2 separate regions of the Homo sapiens genome follow, and region 2 is linked to region 1. Evidence: read pairs that join two places in POLR2A ChIA-PET (ENCODE). Cell type or tissue: A673. All regions are shown on one strand. Links, peaks and the distances in the headings refer to the core of each region. The heading gives the core; the rest is flanking DNA.

Region 1 (2,801 bases), core at 227-2,726:
GGCTAGTATTTCCAACTGAGAAATTATATCCTGACAAATTATTAATCAAATATGAGGGTGGAATAATGGCATTTTCAGGTATGAGAAGTCTCAATGATTTTATCTCCCACACAGCCTTTTTTGAGGAATCTATGATGCATTTGTTTCTCCAAAACTAGACAGTAAACTAAGAATAAATGGGATCTTCCTTTAAGCACAGAAAGCAACCACTTCAGGTTGAAGGAGGAGAATGGAAGGTTCCAGAAGGGAGATTTTTAAGAATTAAAAAAAAAAAAAAGATTAGTACATAATGGTATATTTAGTGTACTGTGATGAGTTTTATAGTTTTGTTGGAATGTTGAGGGCTGAATTCGTGACAAGTACATAGAAAGTTAAGCAGACAAACAAATGAGGTAATAATGGACTCTACAAATGGCAACTAAGAAATATACATGAAAGGAATTAATTGTAACACCACACATGGCTCAGCTATGAATAATAATTTATCTGGTTATAATAATGTAACTTAATAATTACTTGACAAAATAATGTAACTTAATAATATAGCTATTAGTGTTGACTTAATAAAAAATGGTATAACTATTGGGAGAATGTGGGACAGGAGAGGTGGTATATAGAATGGTGGTAAGGAGCTAAATCCTTATTTTCTATAATAGGAAGTTAGTGAATAATATCTAATATTGAAAAAAATCCAGAGCCATATAAGCGTGCTATTTAGATACACTGAGATGACTCTGGAAATAGATACAGGAGTTGAAAGACAGAATTAGGGATATGGAGGGGTGGGGCAGGGCCTGCTGTTTCTCCTTACAGCCTTGCAGTACCACTGGACCTTAAAAATCATTGGTGTGTGTTGCTTTGATTTAAAAAAGGGCTCAATGTGCCGGGTGCTGTGGCTCATGCCTGTAATCCCACTAATTTGGGAGGCCAAGGCTGGTGGATCACTTGAGGTCAGGAGTTCGAGACCAGCCTGGCCAACATGGTGAAACCCTGTCTCTACCAAAAATATCAAAAATTAGCCAGGTGTGGTGGCATGCACCTGTAATCCCAGCTACTCGGGAGGCTGAGGCAGGAGAATCGCTTGAACGTGGGAGGCGGAGGTTGCGGTGAGCAGAGATTGTGCCACTGCACTCCAGTCAGGGTGACAGAGCGAGACTCCATCTCAAAAAAAAAAAAAAATTAAATAAATAAATAAATAAATAAATAAAATAAAATAAGTTAAAAAGGGCTCAGTGTCTCCCCCTGTATCCAGATTGGCACCTAAAATAGGCACCCAATCAAAGCTGAATGATTGTTTGCTGTAGAGAACATATTAACAACACAATCAAATAAATGTGCAGAGGTACCCTCCTTTGGAAATTTTGCATATGGCAATGGCAGAAGAGCTTCCCTTTTCTGGTTCTCTAAATGCAGACACCTTTTCTCTTTTTGTCAGAGCTCACCCATGTACTCAGTGTGCAACTCATACTTAGTTTCAGCTCTTTGCTGGAATCTCTTGGCCTAGCACTAAAGGGAAGATAAAGAAAAGCCCCTGGGAGGCAGCTCTGGGAGGCAGCTTTGTGTGTGGAACTCTGGCTTAGTCACTTACCTGCTTTGTGCCCGTGCTGTCACCAAAGCTCTTGTCACCTCATCTGAAAATGGAGAAGACACTCCTCGCTTCATAGGCTTGTGTGAAGAATAAATGAATAACTTAGTACATAAAGCACCTGGCACACAGTAGTTGCTAACAAAAAAAAATTGAAATTAAAAATAAAGGAACATTTATGGTGAATATTATTAGGTCTAGGACAGGAGCCCCGTAATGTTGGATCTGGGCTCCCCATATGAACCATCAAGAAGGGATGTGAGCCCTGGGAGAGGAAGAGGGGGACAGAAATAATCCGGAAAGTCTCCTTATCTTAGCAGACGTTCTTACTGTGTTTTGGGTGCAGTGTCTTCTGATTTGACTGCTGTGTTCAGCAGATTTGTGGAGACCCAGATCCTGGAATGTTTTATGCACAAGGATCAATAAAAGCTCTTAGCTTATTTCACTTCCATATTCAAACATAATCAAAACCATTGCTCACATCTCAGACAATGTGGAAGAATGGCTCCAGGGTTAAAAGGGTTATCTCACGCTGAGGCTCCTGGGTGCTGAGTGGGGATGGCTCCTTGAAGCCAGGGGCTTGGGGCCACAGCCTTACTGCTGTGACAGGTGAACCCCTCCTCTGAGTCAACACAGAGCACTCGAGCAATGGTTCTGCTTTGAGGGGCTGGGCCATGAAATTCTTGGCTCAATTTATGAACTTCTTTGGGTTCCTTGGTTCCTGGTGAGCTCTCCAAATCCTGGTTCTGGGTCTGTGGTTGGTGCCTCACACATGGTACACTTACTTGAAGGAAACACTTGCTGGAGGCAAGAAGGAGTCACTGCGCCCAAGGCAGCCTCTCATTTAGCCACCCTCTTCCTTAGAATCATCTTCTGTGTCATCTAGATGCTTCTGGGTCTAAGGGCAGAGGAGAAAGGGGATTGGCTGAGCTGCTGCCAGGGGCTCTAGAGTTGGGGGACAGTGCAGTAAGGGCTGCCCCAAGAGATAAAACAGAGAACAGGCCCTGAGGAGAAGGAAGGAGTTGAGCACAATCTTGGCTGGCTGGGCCTCGAGAGGAAAGTAGAGAGACCAAATCTGGGTGTTAGGCCCAGTGACCCTTGTGGGATAGGAGGGAGGTCAGAGAGCAGAACTTGTGGTGACAGATTACAGAGCGTTATGAATTAAGTGGAAACTATATTAAAATGGCCAGGAAGCACGTGAGTAGATAGGAGGCTT
Region 2 (2,801 bases), core at 227-2,726, 100 kb before region 1:
TGAGATGGAGTCTCACTCTGTCACCCAGGCTGGAGTACAGTGACACGACCTCGGCTCACTGCAGCCTCCTTCTCCTGGGTCCAAGCAATTATTGTGCCTCAGCCTCCCGAGTAGCTGAGACTTCAGGTGCATTCCACCACACATGGCTAATTTTTGTATTTTTAGTAGAAATGGGGTTTCGTCATGTTGGCCAGGCTGGTCTCGAACTCCTGGCCTAGGTGATCCACCCGCCTCGACCTCCCAAAGTGCTGGGATTACAGGCATGAGCCACCATGCCCAGTCGATATCTCACTTTTTATTTTGCCATGGATGAGAGTCCTGGGTGTGAGGAACACCTCCCACCAGGCTAGAGGCAACTGCCCAGGAAGGACTGTGCTTCCGTCACCTCTAAATCCCTTGCAGATCCTTGATAAATGCCTCATGAAGACCAATCTCTTGAATCCCATATCTACCCAGAATTAACTCCATTCCAGTCTCTGCATGTAATCAGTTTTATCCACAGAAACATTTTCATTTTAGGAAATCCCTGGTTTTAAGTATCAATCCTTGTTCAGCTGGACAATATGAATCTTTTCCACTGAAGTTAGGGATGACTGTGATTTTCAGAACACGTCCAGAATTTTTCATCAAGAAGGTAGCTTGAGCCTGAAATGCAAAACCCATGGAGGAATTCTGAAGCCATTGTCTCCTTGAGTACCAACAGGGTCAGGGAAGACTGGGCCTCCTGAATTTATTATTGTTCTTTAAGAATTACAGGTTGAGGTAGTTGATGGTGGTAAACATTCTCTCAGGAGACAATAACTCCAGTGATGTTCTTCAAAGATTTTAGCAAAAACAGAGTAAATAGCATTCTCTATCAATATATAAATTTAAAAAACTATCTTTTTGCTTACAGTTTTAAATTCTGAACAATTCTCTCTTATATGTGTATTGCTAATCATTAAGGTATTATTTTTTCCACATATAAAGCTTTGTCTTTTTGTTGTTGTTGTTGTTTTTAAGATGGAGTTTCCCTCTGTTGCCAGGCTAGAGTGCAGTGGCATGATCTCGGCTTACTGCAACCTTTGCCTCCCAGGTTCAAGCGATTCTTCTGCCTCAGCCTCCCGAGTAGCTGGGACCACAGGTGCCTACCACCATGCCAGGCTAATTTTTGTATTTTTAGTAAAGACAGGGTTTCACCATATTGGCCAGGCTGGTCTCGAACTCCTGACCTTGTGATCTGCCCGCCTCCATTTTTGTTGTTATTTTTTGAGAAAGATAGATATGAGGTTTAGAGAGGGATGAAGAGGTGAGAGTAAGCCTTGTGTTAGTCAGAACTCTGTGTTGTGAATGTCATTCACAACAGAAAACCCAAAATATTATGCAAACTACTGTAAGCAAGAAAAATAAAGGAAAAATGGAAACATTTATTCCTTTGCATAATAGAAATTACCAGAGTTGTTCTGTCTTTAGATAAGGTTTGAACCAAAGCTCAAAACAATCAAGACCCTTTTCTGTATGTCCTTCTGTTCTGCCTTCCGCAGTGTAGGCTTTACCCTCAGGTGCTACACAGTATAGTTCTAGGGTTTCCCTCCCGATATCAAAAAGACTGTGGCCTGCCCAGCTCTCGTATCCCCAAGCCACACCATCTGGCTAAATGGACATCATGTTTTCTGGTGATGCCCAAAGAGGAGAGAGGAAGCTCTCTTTCCCAGATGCCCCAGCAAGTGTAACCTTGCATCTCATTGCTCTGGCTGAGTTGTGTGCCTGTTTCTGACCAATCACTGAGTCAGGAGGATGAAATATTCATATTGACTTAATTGCAGCTTAAGTTAGGGGTATGTAGAGGTATTTTCCCTAAAGCAAAATTGGGACACTGTTATCAGAAATAGGAGAGTGGATGATAGATGCAAAATAATACCTGTCCACAACAAACTCTTAATGCTGTGTTTGAGCTTTCATGAGTTTCCCAGAGAGACATAGCTGGAAAATTCCTATTGATTTTCTCTAAAATTTCAACAAGTAGCTAAAGTCTGGCTATGCTCACAGTCTCACATCTGGTTGGGGTGGGCTCCTTACAGAACACGCTTTCACAGTTACCCTAAACTCTCTGGGGCAGGGTTATTCCTTTGTGGAACCAGAGGCACAGAGAGAGTCAACTGAGGCCAAAAGAGGCCTGAGAGAAACTGAGGTCAAGATTTCAGGATTAATGGTCCTGTGATGCTTTGAAGTACAATTGTGGATTTGTCCAATTCTCTTTAGTTCTGTCAGCTTTTGCTTCATATATTTTAGCGCTCTATTATTAGATATATACATGTTTAGTATTATGTCTTATTGGTGCATTTACTCTCTTATCATTATGTAATGTCCTTCTTTATCTGTGATAATTTTCTGTGTTCTGAAGTCTACTTTGTCTAAAAATAACATACGCACTCAACTTCCTTTTCTTTCTTCCTTCCTTTCTTTCTTCCTTCCTTTCTTTCTCTCTCTCTCTCTTTCCTTCCTTCCTTCCTCCTTTTCTTTCTCTCTCTCTCTCTCTCTCTTTTTTTGACAGACTCTCGTTCTGTGGCCCTGGCTGGAGTTCAGTGGTGTGATCTTGGCTCACTGCTACCTCTACCATGAGCAATTCTCCTGCCTCAGCCTCCCAAGTAGCTGGAACTACAGGCTCATGCCACTGCGCCCAGCTAATTTTTGTATTTTTCGTAGAGACGGGGTTTCACCACATTCGTCAGGTTGGTTTCAAACTCCTGACTTTGTGATCCACCCGCCTCGGCCTCCCAAAGTGCTGGGATTACAGGCATGAGCCATCACACCTGGTCAAC

Evidence for each region. Peaks named below come from ENCODE experiments on the same cell type or tissue, not always from the same donor. Only the 100,000 strongest peaks of a DNase experiment are listed, where the experiment ranks them.
Region 2: POLR2A ChIA-PET joins it to region 1 with 13 read pairs; 5 of 35 experiments call an interaction of 5 or more read pairs at or near these places.

Annotation. Positions count from the first base shown.
Region 1 is chr3:186,957,789-186,960,589 of GRCh38, forward strand. All of the region lies in intron 1 of ST6GAL1 (ST6 beta-galactoside alpha-2,6-sialyltransferase 1), which reads left to right. Among named protein-coding and RNA genes, the nearest start is that of ST6GAL1, 29 kb to the left of the region's middle. RefSeq lists an enhancer at 1,286-1,335. In A673, for the core only: no CTCF peak of the experiment used is centred there; no DNase peak of the experiment used is centred there; H3K27ac peaks cover 950 bases.
Region 2 is chr3:186,855,472-186,858,272 of GRCh38, forward strand. It overlaps ADIPOQ (adiponectin, C1Q and collagen domain containing), which reads left to right. Exons shown (of 3, transcript NM_004797.4): 3 at 1-2,801. It overlaps ADIPOQ-AS1 (ADIPOQ antisense RNA 1), which reads right to left. Exons shown (of 4, transcript NR_046662.2): 2 at 1-645. Among named protein-coding and RNA genes, the nearest start is that of ADIPOQ-AS1, 4.5 kb to the right of the region's middle. In A673, for the core only: no CTCF peak of the experiment used is centred there; no DNase peak of the experiment used is centred there.